3 separate regions of the Homo sapiens genome follow, and all the other regions are linked to region 1. A link is a contact called in ENCODE Hi-C or POLR2A ChIA-PET data. All regions are on one chromosome and are shown on one strand. The core of a region is the stretch at or near the end of the contact, and the rest is flanking DNA. Distances in the headings are between cores, read along the strand shown.

Region 1 (5,061 bases), core at 896-3,395:
GATATTCTAGAGAGAGCTCGTGAGACAGAACTAGATTGATTTGTTTAAGCAACTAAAAGGAATTCCATATCCAGTGTTACCCAGTGTGAGGAGATCTTGGGGGTGGGGCCGGGGAAGAAATAGCCGGCTGAGAGTTTTAAGCTGGGGAGTCATGTGATTAAATTTGCATTTTAGAAGGCTCTCCTCCCTTCTTCCTGAGGACAGACTGAAGAAACATCCAAGGTGGTCTTGAAGGACACTGGGATCCTGTAACACAGGTAAAAGATAAAGACTAATGTAATTTCTATGGGGTTGGAGAGAGGTGGTCTGGTTTGAGAAATATTTAGGCAAAAGCATAACTGACAGGACTTGGTGGCTGATAATAGGTGGTGGTGTGGGAGAGAGAGTAGCTTAAGAGGACACCTGGTTTCTCATGAACGTGGCTGAAAGGCCAGTCAGGCCTTTCCTGGATGGTGGACATGGTGGGAGGAGCAGGCTTGAGTGTGGGGATGCCAAGTTAATCAAACTGAAGTTGGATATTGGATTTGAGGTGCCTGGGAGAGAGTGGAGCTCAAAGGAGAGATCATGGCATCTATATAGATTTGTGAATCTTTGGAACAGACAGATAGTAATTAGAGCCATCAGAATGGGTGAGATAATTAGGAAAATATGAGTTCAGCCAGAAGCCTCTCCTCAGCCCCACCACTTCAGGGACCTGTAAGCATGGCAGCAGCTCTGAGTGAGGGTCAGTGATTCCAGCCGAGGTGCAGAGACTTTTTAATAGCATTCCCTAAAGTGTAGTTACACTGAAAAATTGTTCCCCAAGAGAAACTACACACACACACACACACACACACACACACACACCACACAGTTCCATGCTCAGATAAGTTTGGAGAAATCTATATATTATTTCCCCTGCTTAGAGAATATTAAGGACTGACAAGTTCTGCAGTAAAGACCTTTTTACCTTCATTTAATTCAGTTTTCCCCACAAGACAGCCCTGGCTGGAGATTACTCTGGATCTGAATGTCTCAGGGTGAAGGAAGCGGGAGACAGCTAGCTTTCCCAGAGGCATGCCCGCAAGTCAGCACCGCAGAGTGCATCTATCTGTTCATTTATAAGATGAAAACATTGGGGCCCAGTGATTGCTTCCAAGTTTCATAGTTAGCTAGTGATACATTTGGGTTGTCACATACTCCTTTGACCCAATCTAAGAAAATTCCAGTGATGCAGCATAGTGAAACCAGAAACACATTTTTCAAAATATATTGATCACAGTGTTTCTCAAAAGGCCTTCTCTGTGACCTTGAATTTTAATCCTACCTCTGACATGTCTTAGTTGTATGAGCTTGGGCAAATTTTCTAACCTCTTTGAGCGCCTGTTTTCTTGTATATAAATAAGGATGTAACAGTAACCAGTAGGATTATTATTAGGTGTTACCATTAATAAACTGAGGCTGACAGATTGAGACTTGCTCAAGATCTCACAGCTAAAAGAGATAAAGCTGGAACTGAAACTCAGATCTTTGGCTCCAAATGTGGTGTTTCCTGTACTAACCAAATCATTTCTACCAGTGCCCCTGGGATTATGCCTTGGGGACTCACCTTAAGACAGTCTTGCTCTCGAGACAGAGAAGTCTGCAAATGGTGTCCAATTCAAGTCTAGAGACTGGCTGAAGCCAGACAGAGGGAGTATGAGGAGGGGGCAGAGAATCTTCAGAAAGACATTCCAAAGTCTCGGGCCTAGAAAATGTTTAGAAATATTGGTTCCTGTGTTCCCCTCCAGTCTGTCTACCTGAATGGGAAACTGGTGGTGGGGCCAGGCATACTTCTTTTTGAACAAATACACAGTTAATTCTGAGATGCCACCTTGATTGAGAAGCACTGTCCTTTTCTAAGCAAAAATCATTGCCAAATTACCCTAGAATCCACCACTGCTCACAGATCTGTGCCTGAACCAACTTGGTTTTGAAGTTTTCTTTTGTTTCACAAAACTAGTTTAGGGTGGGCTGTGAGAGGAAGCTTCTAAAAAGCCACTGGGAAAGTACTAAATCTCTGAGACTAAAGAGGGCGGACTCAGCCTCACTTCCTCCTTCTTCTCATCTGGGCTTCCTGTCGTCACAGCATGATCATATTTTTTCACCCTTCACTTCTCCTTTTACACAAATAGCCCCGGATATCTGTGTTACCAGCCTTGTCTCGGCCACCTCAAGGATAATCACTAAATTCTGCCGAAAGGACTGAGGAACGGTGCCTGGAAAAGGTAAGGTTGATGACGTTTTAACTTGGCTTGCTGTCTAATGTGGGGTAGGGCGTATTCTTAGGGGTCTCCATATACCTCTCTAGTAACCATAAAATCTCCGGCAACTTCTCTTTCACAAATATTTAGTGCACAAAGTAAAACAGATTAGCAAGATCCTAGTAACATCCCCAAAGGCAATCAGGCCAGAAATACTTTTACTTAATCAGGTTCCCATTATCTAAATCTCTGAGTCGAGGCATTCACATGCCTTAATTGCTTCAGAGCTTGAATTACTCTGTGTAGTAATTCCTGATGCCTGGAGCTTTCTATGCGAGATGACATTGGGGAGATTTCCTATGTGCTCTGGTCTTCAGAAAATTGGTCTTGTGATTTTAAAGTGAGGAAAGAACCCACAGCCAGAGCTGTCTTTAGAAAGACAGCTAGAAGACACAGTTCTTTTTCATTTGAGAAAATTTCAAAAGTAAATTTAGTGACTCCCACTGTGGTTCTTCAAAGCCACTAAATAGAAAGGTGGCTAAAAATCAAAACACCAGGATGTGCTCAGTAACTGTATTTTAAAAGGTGAAAGCTAGACATCTCTAAAGGATGCATAGATTGTTGGCTTTTAAGGAGCAGGAAGCACATTGGGATCCTCAGCATTTCCCCAAATTATCCTTGGTGTACAAAACATGACCACTGATAAATGTCACATGAAATGCACGTATAAAATGCAATCCCCAAAACTTGATACTGCAGTAATTTCCAATCATGTGCTGTAACTAATGACTGAGGTTGCATGGACTCAGCAAAGTGTTAGCAGAGCTTCGGTCCTGACTCTCTGTGACCACCATCGGAAACTCTATGTAAGAGCTTTCTTCTTCCAAGACCTGTGAGAATTTCACTTGATTATGCCCTGGAGCAGAAAGGAGAAAGTTCTCTTTGATTACACCCACCCATCTAAGTATGAGGATTGGGAACAGGGCAGAGGGCTCTAGATTTCCAAGAGGGGTGGGGACGGGGAGAGGGCTCTGGATTCCCAAAACACCTCAGAGTTTATTGAGCCTTGTATTAAAAAATAAAAAGCAGTCTTTTAAATAAATTCACTTAATAATCAAGTGGTAGGTGCCTCCTGAGGCCAGGCACTGTGCTTTGGGAATTGTGGGGGAGGGAGATGAAAAGGTAGAAGGAGAATATTTGTCTAGCAAACAGTCCTACTCTTAAGGAACTCCCATGGGAGATAAGAGATATCATACTATGCGTGTGCTTTGGAAGAAAGCTGAGAAAAAGCAAACTCCCAGCTGCTGGACAAACAAAGAGGTTTTGCTTTCTCAATCTTGAGGAGAATCTGTACTATTTTGAAATTGTGGTTGAATGGGAGCAAAGACTGAACTGAAACATTATTTCCTGTGATGTTTCCTGTGTGGGCCAGTTAAGAACACTTAATTTTTAAATGAAAGGATTGGGTACCTTTATATTCATGAGGAATGATTCCAAGTTCATGCCTTCACAGCTATGGTTACCACCACCTAAGTGACCTCACCTTTGTTCACTGACAAGAGGCACAAACTGGAAAGGACAAAGTCTGTTGGTCCTTGGTTTTTTGTGCCCTCTGATTGACCTCTGACTGCACAGAGGCCCTCGGACTCTGGTTCTCCTTTCCCACTCCTACCCCATGGCCAGATATGGCACTTGGTGCTGGAGATACAGGATAACAGAAAAGATTATCATCTGAAAGGAGTTGTAGAGTTTATTATGGATGACAGTCACAGCAATATACAAATACAGTGCAATGTGCTCTTTTCTATAATAGATGGAGAACGTGCACAAACTGTAGGAGTTAGGAGTGTGCCAAAAACTGCCTAGAGAGGTGACTGGTGGGTTCACTTTCACAGAAGTATGGGTTTGCTATGGAGACATTCTAGACCAAGGGTGCTGTATATTCAAATTCAAAGAAGTGTGTACCTCCAGGCATGTTAGAAATGAGAGAAAGCAAGTGAGACTGCAGTGTAACACACCATGTTTACAGAGCCACATGAAGTGGAAAGCCCTTTCTCCTACTTGGCACCAGAAAGTGGAGGGCAAGATCGCTCACCAGGCAGGTCCTAGGTCCAGCTCTGGGTGGGGCTATGCCCACCATGTTCACACGACAGAATTGATGGGATGTGGGTTTGAAATGAGGGAGAAGAGGCAGGTTTTTGCCTCCTCAACCTAGATTTTCACTTAGAGCAGAAGGAAGGGTGGAGCTTCTTGTGAGGTTACAGCCATTGTTTTCAGCTTAGCTTCTGTTCCAGGAAGTACTGCATTGATTCAGTTATAGTGGTTTGTTCTGCGTCCCTAGATTAGTCAGCCTAGGGCACTTCTTGTACCAAGCAAGCATCCACTGTGTGTAGATCACCCTGGGCCCTAGAGACTGGGCACCTGTCCTCAGGAAGCTCCTAGGACCCATCTGCCACTGCAGGTGCAGGGCACTGAAGCAAAGTAACCCAGAGAAAACAGACAGCTATGCAGAGCAGGACTCCAGCATGGCTGCTGGGGCAGAGGAGGGAAGGATTGAGCTGGAGGTTGGGTGGTCAGTTTGAGAAGGCTGTCTGGAGGTAGGTTTTGGGAAAGAGAAAGACATGCATTTGCAAAGCCAGTGGATGACCACTCAGAGTAAAGGCCAGGAATCTCTATACTGAGAGTTAGAGGTGAGTGCTCTCTCTTCATTATCCATTTCATAAGCACACAGCAGAATTTCTACCCAAGCAATAGCATCAATATGTCATAGCTCTGACCAAGAATTATTGTAAAAGAAAATATGACACAAGCATACATTTTTATAATCATTTAAAATGAG
Region 2 (5,061 bases), core at 1,475-3,974, 5.9 Mb after region 1:
GTGCCAATTTACTGAGCATGAGAAGAATACAAATTGACCATTCCCCTACCTACTTTTTTTCTCTTGCAACATATGGATTCAGTAATGTGACTGTACCCTCCCTCCTTCCCCTCTGGCCAGCTTTTCCCCTTAACTGAAGGTTTTGAAATAATCTTGAGAAAAAGGCACAAACCACAGATTTTTCCTGTGGTTCTGTGTTCCTTTTTGTCCCTAATGTTGATGAAATAAACTTCTAAATTGATTGAGATCTGTCTCAAATTCTTTTTGGTTTACAAAGGTAAGAAGTGAAAATTTCATTTCAGTTCTCTCACAATCTAATACCTGAAAGACAAGCACTGTAAAAAAATTCAGCATCAACCCTTTCAGGCTTTTTTCCAACACATACCTTAATAACAACATAGTATGCTATGGTATACTGGTATACCCATAGCATAGTATAAACATAGTATCATATATAAAAAGGACTAATCCTATAGATATTGTTTTGCAATGTGCTCTTTTCATGTGATTTACCAAAAGCATCTTTCCATGTCTTACTTTTAGGCCTATGTTATACTATTTTGATGGTTATACAATATTTCATAATATGGATATACCATAATTTTAGTTGTTTGCAATTTTTTATTACAAAAATGCTACAACAAACGTCCTTGAACAGAATTTTAAAACATCTGTGCAATCATTTCTGTGGGATAGATTTCTCAAATTAAAATCACTAGGTGAGAAAAAGACATAAATTTTAAAGTTTGGTGGAAATGATAAATTCCTTTCCCCAGAAGGTATTGATTTACATTCCCTCTGATGTTGTATGAGGGTTCATTTCTCCACACACTCATGTTAATAATGTAAATTATCATCTTTTCTAATTTTACCAATCTGATGGTGAAAAATGGTATTTTATAGCTAAGATATATACATATATTTTTGGTCACATTAGACTCCTCTTGTAGGTTTGATATTTCTTCTGCGAAATATTTCTTCTGCAAGCTGATCATTTATATCATTTGCCCATTTTAAAAACTACTTTGTATTGATTGGTAAGAATTATTGGTAAGAATATTTTGAATATTAATAATTTTATATATATTGCAAATATTTTGTCACGCCTTTTCATTTTGTTCCTTATTTCTTCATCTGCATGTAAATCTTACTTCTTTATATCATCAGTTGTGTTCATCTTTTCTTTCTTACTTTGGATTATATGTTATATGTAGCCAGGCCTTCCATACTCAAACTATAGGAATATCTTTCTATATTGTCCTTTTAGCATTATTGTTATTATTTTATTTATTTAGTTATTTATTTTGAGACAGAGTCTCACTCTGCTCCCCAGGCTGGAGTGCAGTGGCACAATCCTGGCTCACTGCAACCTCCGCTTCCCAGATTCAAGCAATTTGCCTGCCTCAGCCTCCTGAGTAGCTGGGATTACAGGCGCACATCACCACACCTGGCTAATTTTTGTATTTTTAGTAGAGATGGGTTTCACCATGTTGGCCAGGCTGGTCTTGAACTCCTGACCTCAGGTGAGGAGGTCCGCCTCGACCTCCCAGAGTGCTGGGATTATAGCTGTGATCCACCACCCCCGGCCTCCTTTTAGCATTATTATAGTATTTTTGCATTTAAAACTTTAATCCAACTGTAGTTCATTATTGTGGATGACGCTCATACAACCATGAGGTAAATATTTGGCTTTCTTTTACCCAGTAACAGCAAACAACTGCTTTGACTTAATTTCATTTCCTTGGCAACTTTCTGACAGATAATATCCATATTTGTACTTAAAGTTGAAAAAGAAAACGAGCACCACTTTTGCAATTTTTACTCACTGTGACCTAAAGAATTATAACCCTGAAAATGTGCTTTGGAAGTCTGTCATGGTTATTTCTCTTTTTAGGCATCTTTTCAGGGCACACCCGTCTCTGCATCACTGTCTGTTTCCTTGTGTCACAAATTTCTGTTCTTTTTTTCTCTCCCTGTTCCCTCTCATTTATTTTTTCTCCTAATCTCTCCTTTTTCTTAACCACCTATAATGTTAATCACTTTAAATGCTTTTGACTCCTTTGTTTTGGTAGTTTAATTATATTTCATAGTCTCTATGCTTCTTTGTTTTGGAATAAGTTTTTATTTATCTAACTGTGAATTTCACTAGAGTTGTAAAATGTATGCCGAACATAGGATTTGGGGATTGCAAGCATTTACAGCTGATATTCAATTTCTTTCTTTTCACCACAAAAACGATTTTAGAACATGAAAAATATCTTTGGAGAAACAAAAAAATCAATTTCCTCATCATTTTATGGGTCTACATTTTTCAATATAATCATATGGGATAAATGTTTGCATTCTGCTATTGGCTTGTGAACATTTACCTATATTTCTATGTGGTCTTGTTAGGGACAGTATACCTAAGTGGATAAAAGGCTGTGTGGTTGAATTTGGCTTCTTGTTTACAAAAGAGTGATCCTTAGTGATCTACTTAGCCTCTCTGTTCCTTTTCTCTTTCACTGAGATGAGAAAACCTATCCTTCCCAATTTTTTTGTGTGAGAATTAAAATGCAGCAAGAAAACACACACTCATAAACACATCTGCTTTGGCAAAGGAGCACATCAGAAGGGCTGGCTTGTGCGCGCTCTTGCTCTCTGTGTATGTGTATTATGTTTTATGTTACTGTAAAAGATGTAAAGAGAGGCACGTGGTTAAGCTCTCGGGGTGTGGACTCCACCAGTCTCACTTCAGTTCCTTTTGCATGAAGAGCTCAGAATCAAAAGAGGAAACCAACCCCTAAGATGAGCTTTCCATGTAAATTTGTAGCCAGCTTCCTTCTGATTTTCAATGTTTCTTCCAAAGGTAAGCATAAGAGTCAAAGAAGTCCCAACCCAGCTTTCCCTGAAAGTGACTCTCAGTAACTCTTTTGCTTTTTATAGGTGCAGTCTCCAAAGAGATTACGAATGCCTTGGAAACCTGGGGTGCCTTGGGTCAGGACATCAACTTGGACATTCCTAGTTTTCAAATGAGTGATGATATTGACGATATAAAATGGGAAAAAACTTCAGACAAGAAAAAGATTGCACAATTCAGAAAAGAGAAAGAGACTTTCAAGGAAAAAGATACATATAAGCTATTTAAAAATGGAACTCTGAAAATTAAGCATCTGAAGACCGATGATCAGGATATCTACAAGGTATCAATATATGATACAAAAGGAAAAAATGTGTTGGAAAAAATATTTGATTTGAAGATTCAAGGTAAGTGTTCATTCCCTTAATTGCTTTATTTCAGTGTGGGTGCTATTTGGCAAGTTGGAAAATAGCATTTCTAATATTCCCCAGCGCTGACCTCTGCCTCCAGGGGGGCTATACAGGAAACCAGATGCATGTCTCCTGCCCCAGTGGAGACTGTGGTCCAATGCGGGAATGGGATCCACACATCTGATAGACCCTCAAGTCTACCTGCCTACAACTCTGTCTTCAGGTGGTTACAGGAATGTGGGGTTGGGTGAAGAACCTGGATTAAGGTGGCATTAATCGGGAGGGGGACACAGGTAGGCCGAGGGAAAAGGCAACTGTTCCAGGTTGCTGATGAATCGGCGAGCTAAGAGTGGGGCGAGAAGAAGAGGCTGACTGGAGAGCAGCGGGCCTTTCATCGACAGAGCCCATTTCAAGCCAGGCTGCCCTGAAGGAGGAGTTATATGGCAGAAAAGGGCTGGAAACAACATATTTAAGGATGAACAGCCCTTATTTTGGATCTGCTTGTCAGAGTGATACAAGGTGGCAGGTGATTTTTGCTGATATGTGTAGAAGATGCACAAGGTGTGGCTTTGTATATCTCTGCCTGTACTGGGAGGACAGGAGTGGATATTGAGGATGGGGTTAGGGAGACTAGTTAGAAAGCTGCTGCTGTAATCCAAGTGGAGTGAGGACCAATTAAATCAGATTTTTTTTGCATGCGGCCTGGGTATCATTAGGTTCTAAAGCTCCCTGGGGGATTCTAATGAGCTGCCAAAGTCAATCGCCACTGGCCTAGACCAAAGGGTGCCTCTAAAATAGGAAGAATGAGGATAATAAGGGTCAGGCATAGAGAAAGGTGGCTTAGGCAAGGGAGAGAAGGTAGAGAAAGTGGAATCGAAATGCCATTGAAGTTGAAAGCCCGGGGGGATGCTGGGGAAGTAGTGACAAGAAGGGAAAAGAAGAAGCTGCGCTTGACTTGGGGAGGCAGACAGGAACCCCAGCATGAGCACAGGCCAGCCATTCAGTGAGCAAATAAGCATTTCTGTGCTTCACACAGAAAATATCACCAGAAGCAGGGACCCCACCTTCTTCCTCTCTGTCTCCAGCCCCATCTTCAGCACCTGGGCCTACCAGCAATCCCAGATAGTGTCAGATTGCCCACTCCAGCAATCCCAGACACTGTCAGCTCCCCTGAAGTGACAACTTTCCACACCCTAGTCCTGCAACCTTGAGTGGAGAGCACCTTGTAGAAATGTAGTGGGGTTGAGCATGGCGCTGAAAAGGGCCTCTGATTATGGGCTCTGGAAACCACAGATCTCAGGACTCCAAACAGCACAAAACTCGAGTGTCCTGTTTTGAGTGTGAGCCCTACGCGGGGGACCATGCTGGTGTTTTCACATTTGGGTCGCATTTAGCATTGCGGCGGAAATAATGGCTACCAGTTAGGGGTCAAGTGCTTGCTTACATGATCTTATTTAAAGCGCCCAACAATACTGAGACCTAGTTGTTATTATCTCCTTGTTATATATAAGAAAACAGAGACCTAGTCAGAAGCAGCTTGTCCAAGGTCTCATTGCTTGACAGGAGCAAAGTCAGGATTCAAACTCAGAGGTCTTTTTGGCAAGAATGACGACCTTTTCTTTTTTTTTCCAAGCAGCTTCATTGAGATAATTCATCTACCATTCAATTTGTCCATATACTAAAATGGCCTTCAGTATATTCAGAGTTTTGTAACCATCACCACAATCAACATTTTCATTGCCCCAAAAAGAAACCCTTCACCCTTTAGCCGAAAGACAGTGACTTGCTTTATGTGTGTGCACGTCAATGTCA
Region 3 (5,061 bases), core at 1,920-4,419, 5.5 Mb after region 1:
TGGAAAATTCTGGATAATGTGGGAAATAGGTAAAGGATAAAGATGCATGCTTATGACTGTTTCCATGCTAACTCGGGAGCACACAAAGCCAAAGAAAATTCTGTCCTTCCAGATCTCTAGCTCATAGATCCCCAAAATTTTTGTGTCCTATGGAAAATGCTAAGTTGGTGTGGGCTCCAACTCATATTTTAAAGCCTTTAATTGCAATGATGTGTTTATTCAATTCAGCAAATACTCAAAGTGCTAGCGTTCTTGGCTCAAAAAACTGACTTGCATCATATTTTTCATACATCTGCTGACTCTATTCACAATGACTGGAGCAACCATCCACAGTTGTGATCAAATTCTCCTCGAAGCTATCCATACTTGGCAGCCTTAAGGTCTATAAATGCTGAGTCTCCAGGCCAATCAGTTTAACTGTGCCCCAAGTTAGAAGCTTGAAAAGAGTTGATAGGATAAGCAGCAGACAGAATAGAGAGCCTTTGCTTTCTTCACCCTCTCTTCTAGAATCCAAATTTGTCCCCTGCACTGGAGTTAGAAAAGCTACCTGAAAGTCTTGCCACTATTCTTGGAATATTCAATACCAATTACTCCCTGGGCCTCAGTTTCTTCATCATAAAATGAGGGAGCTTGATGTTTCATCTATAAGGTTTCATTTCATTCAGAAGCCACTCTTCCAAGGGAAGAAAAGAAGGCTTTTTCTTAAAAAAAAAAAAAAAAAAGGACTTTTCCTCCTTTGCTTACCCATTTTCCAAGGTGTCTCTCTCATATCTGAGATTTCCTTCTGCGCCTCAGACTTGGTCATGCCTTACCTTTTTCTTTACCTCAAAGACTTGTGAGAATTCAAGGGCACTGTGCATCTGAAATTACTGTGTGGCATCAAAAGCAAAATACAGATTTAAGATAATGTTTCTTATATTTTTTGCCCTTTCTTCACACCGGAACACAGCTAGAACTCTGGGATCCTCCTGAAAGGACCTTCAGCAATTTTCAGTTGCCAAATAAATAGCTCTAGATACAAAGGGAAGTGCCTTGATCTATCAGGGTTATTTTGTTGAGTGAATGAATGAGAATTTTACTTATGAGGGGAGAAAAAGGAGATCAGCTGGCAGGAGAAATCTACGTTGTTCCGACCCGTGCTTTATATATTTAGTTGTTGCCGCGGCACTTTTCCCATTCAGACCAGGGCCCAAGGAGTAATTAATCTTTGTTTTTATTTTTATTTATTTATTTTTTTGAGATGGATCCTCACTCTGTCACCAGGCTGGAGTGCAGTGGCGCCATCTCAGCTCACTGCAACCTCCGATTCTGTGGTTCAAGCGAATCTCCCGCCTCAGTCTCCCGAGTAGCTGGGATTACAGGCATGTGCCACTACGCCCAGCTAGTTTTTTTTTGTATTTTTAGTGGAGACGGGGTTTCACCAGGTTGGCCAGGATGGTCTTGATCTCCTGACCTCATGATCCGCCCGCTTCGGCCTCCCAAAGTGCTGGGATTACAGGCGTGAGCCACAGTGCCTGGCCCAGGAGTAATTAATCTTAAACAAGCTATCTTTAGCAAGCAAAAGCATCTTACAAAGTACAGTAACTGAGGCTATCAAGCATGTAAAGAAAGCATTTTCTAGAAGCTTAGAGATGGATCCCCGAACACTCTGTAACCCTCTGTTAACAGTCTAAGGAATTCTGTTCTGAATTTGGGGGCTCTTCTCCAGGCAGTCAGGGTTTTGAATTCTATTTACAATTCCTCTGCTCTCTATGGCCTAGAATGATTGAACCAAGTCTCTAGATCACTGTAGGAGACATCAACCTTTAACAATACATTCTTGAGGAGAAGAGACTCGTGTAAGAAACTATCTTGTAAGAAGGGATGAGAATTACCCTAATGATGTAACTGACAACACAGTTTCTAGTTTTTCCTTTCTTTCCTTCCTTCTCCATTTTTTCCAGTTTCATATCCTTGTTTGTTCATGCTACATGAATACTTGAAGTTGATAGAGTTGGCTTTAACTTAGGAACCTTTGCTTAGAAAGTCAATATCCTGGCCTTTCCCAGAGTACTTGACTTCCTGCAAACCTTGTTAATAATACTTTGTTTTTTAAAATGTTGGAGAACTTCAGCCATTGCAGCCTCTTGCTAAGAAGCAAAAGCTATAATGACAGAGAAGCCCCAAAGTGCAGTGGAACCAGGGATCTCCGGGGAGAGTGGTGGTTTCCTGGGCCCCCCCAGAGAACCCAAGGCTGTGCTGGAGATGCTGCCGTGACAGGTGGAGGCGTGGAGAGGCACCTGGCAAGTCCTCAAACGCCTCCCCCTTGATTTAGCTCCTCTAGCTAAGGATACGCATTCCTTTGGGTTTCAGGTTTTTCTTCCCTAAAAAGAGAATCCCCAAACTGGACAAGCAGGTTACATTCACACAATAGCGTGAATGAATTCGCTGGTCGCCCTTCAGATTCTCATTTTGGAATCTCGAAGAAAGAGAGGTGGTGGGAGGAGGGCGCTTGAAACTTCTGGCGATGCCAGTTCAGATCGATTCCAGCTATGACGGAGCGGGAAGTGGATAAAGAGGACCCCAAGTCACAGGAGGCACTCTGAGAGCACCAAGCGCCCGGGGAGGCCATCCGCAGGTGGGCGCGGGGCCTGGATTCCACAGAGGGGCGGAGTCCCTCAGTCAGGCGCTGGCTGCAATCACACCCGAGCGCCAGCCCCCTCCAGCATCCCTGAGTCCCAGAGGAGATCGCCGAAGCGCTGGAAAAGCCGTTCCGCCCACGACTTCTGGTGCCGGGTCGGCGGCGACTGGGGGAGCCCAGTTCCGAGACCGTACCGCACCCACTGCGGACCTCCTGGGCCCTACATAGTAGGCGGGTCATGCAGGGCAGCGGGAGGAGGGGCGTGGGAGGGCCAAGGCCGCCGAGTCCCCGCTGTTCAGCCAGCAGGAGCGCCCCGCAGCCCTCCCGGGACACGGTGGACACGCTTGTCCCAGACCTGGGCGCCCTCCTGCCGGGAGCCAGGACTGGCCGCAGCAGGCGCTGTCCGGGCCCGTGGGCGGGGTTTCGGGAGGGGGCGGAGCCAGGCCCACGGCCGGTGTCAGGTTGCTCCGGTAACGGTGACGTTTCGCGGCGTGGGCGGGGCCAGCACGCAGGTTGCATATTTTAGGAAGTGAGGAGGAGGCGCGGGCTGGAGCTGCGGCGGGGTCTGGGGCGCAGAGCAGCGGCGGGAGGAGGCGGACACGTGGCAACAGCGGTAGCAGCCCGGGCGGCGGCAGCAACAGCGGCGGCGGCATCGGCCCGAGCCGCCGGCCGCCCTCCCACCCTCCCGCCCCGCGGCAGCCCTAGCTCCCTCCACTTGGCTCCCCTGGTCCCGCTCGCTCGGCCGGGAGCTGCTCTGTGCTTTTCTCTCTGATTCTCCAGCGACAGGACCCGGCGCCGGGCACTGAGCACCGCCACCATGGGGAAGGGGGTGAGTGTCCGGCGCGCCCGGGGAGGGGGCTCGGGGAGCCCTCGAGGGGAAGAGGAGGAAGTCGGGAGGGCGACCGCGGCCAGCGGGAGGCGGCGGAGGAGGAAGCGGCGCCGCGTGGAGTGGGCTGGCAGAGCCGCGCGGCTTAAAAGACGACGCAGTTTGGAAATGGAGGGAGCGCAGTAACGGGGGGCGGGGGAAGGGAGCGCCGAGGGGCTGGAGCGCGGCATTGCTTAGGGGGGTGGGCGGACCCTGGGCGGGGGCTGCGCGCCCCGGAGGCCGAGCGGGCCGGGGGCTCCGAGAGGCGGTGCTTGGGAAGCCTCGGGGCCGGGAGGAGGGGGCTTGCAGCAGCGGGGGCGGCCCCGGGACTGAGCCGGCATCCCTGAGCCTGGCTCCCCTCCCTGCGACCGCCGTCACCTCCTTCTCCTTCCTTTTCCCTCCGCCCTCCGTGCCCTGAGGAAAGGCGCGCTCCTCCCCTTCCCCTGGGGCGCTCCGCCGGGGCCTCCTCCCGGGCCTCCGTTCCCGCCGCGGCCCCGGTTCCGGCGGGGGCAGCCTCCGGGTTCGGGGCTCCTTCTCCTGGGGACGCTGGGGCTTAGCTTGCTCCGCGCAGAGGCGGCCGCCCTCCCCCAAAGAAAAAACTGGCTGCTTCTAAGTGCGAAGCCGGCTGGGCGGGCTGGTGCCAGAAAGGGTGTGTCTTCACTGCCCTAAGATGGCCTTTAAGGTATACTTTTGAGGGCTTTCTTGGGCCACTTTCCGTAAACACAGGATGCACCGATGGCAACTGGAGTTGTCATCCGATGGTGGGGAGAGGCGTGCAGATTTTTTTTGAAGGGACGAGCCCTGAAGGAGGATAGGCAGACCCACCAGGGCCTCAGGGTACAAGAAACCCGAAAAAGGACTGGAGGCTGCAGGCAATACGGTGGTAGGAATCTCTGCCGGTTTCCAGCGTCGCGGAAGCACCAAAGGGCGGTCCCTGAAGGAAACGAGGGGTCTTGGGGCTGGAGAGCGGCGCGGAGCGTGGTGGGAATATCGTCACAACGCCGCTGTCCTACATTTCTGTAGCGAAGACTTGATTACCCCTAGCTATTACCCGTGCAGGAGACTGGGCCCTGGACCCCAAATGAGCCAAAGTCTAGTTGAGAAAAATTTACACAGAATAACCTCGGAGTTCATGGGGTGAAAGTGACCATGTCATGAGAATACAAATGGGAGAGAATCCACTTCGTTGTCTCCAGGGTTTAGCACAGTGCAGACACTGAGTAGGTCTTTGAAGGCCCTGAGGCTTCTGGGTGTAGACAGAGTGTCGGGAGCAGAGGGAGGCTGCACTCCTTGGGGACTCTAAGGGAGTTTTAAAGGAGGTAATTGAAAGGCTTGGACCTGGTGGGGAGAACAGGCACAAGTGGAAATGCACAACTCGCCTCGCTTTTAAAAGCATGCAGCGTGGAGGGCTGGTCCAGGTCAGGTGGCATCAAAGAGCGGAGTACAGGGCCTCTCCATTCCCCTGATGGAGTCTGGGTTAGTGGCCTGTGCTTTTACCACACCGTCAAACCCTTGATCATTTCTGTAAACATGCACTTTAAAGCTCATTCTTTGTCTCTCCTGCCTTAAAAGAAAA

Evidence for each region. Hi-C counts contacts between places; a loop is a spot of excess contacts on that map. ChIA-PET counts read pairs that join two places held with the same protein, here RNA polymerase II (POLR2A). Pooled maps may share reads with other maps.
Region 2: a pooled map shows a loop between it and region 1 (7-fold over the local background). The contact joins the promoter of CD2 here to the promoter of CD53 in region 1. A Hi-C loop is called at or near these places in 4 of 50 pooled maps. POLR2A ChIA-PET finds 5 or more read pairs at or near these places in 2 of 52 experiments (activated CD4-positive, alpha-beta T cell and activated naive CD4-positive, alpha-beta T cell).
Region 3: a loop to region 1 is called in a map with no recorded cell type, with 13 times the contacts of the local background. The contact joins the promoter of ATP1A1 here to the promoter of CD53 in region 1. A Hi-C loop is called at or near these places in 1 of 37 single-sample maps with no recorded cell type and 7 of 50 pooled maps. POLR2A ChIA-PET finds 5 or more read pairs at or near these places in 1 of 52 experiments (activated naive CD4-positive, alpha-beta T cell).

The regions. Positions count from the first base shown.
Region 1 is chr1:110,871,003-110,876,063 of GRCh38, forward strand. CD53 (CD53 molecule) reads left to right here and starts at 2,146. Exons shown (of 8, transcript NM_000560.4): 1 at 2,146-2,246. It also overlaps a transcript of LRIF1 not described here. RefSeq lists enhancers at 1,347-1,396, 1,997-2,106, 3,619-3,668.
Region 2 is chr1:116,751,706-116,756,766 of GRCh38, forward strand. It overlaps CD2 (CD2 molecule), which reads left to right and starts at 2,725. Exons shown (of 5, transcript NM_001767.5): 1 at 2,725-2,848; 2 at 2,926-3,246. The coding sequence starts at 2,788. RefSeq lists promoters at 245-2,842, 2,400-2,842, cis regulatory regions at 475-974, 1,312-1,341 and a silencer at 975-1,478.
Region 3 is chr1:116,370,075-116,375,135 of GRCh38, forward strand. It overlaps ATP1A1 (ATPase Na+/K+ transporting subunit alpha 1), which reads left to right and starts at 3,170. Exons shown (of 23, transcript NM_000701.8): 1 at 3,170-3,449. The coding sequence starts at 3,438. RefSeq lists silencers at 2,797-3,326, 3,757-4,056 and an enhancer at 4,427-4,546.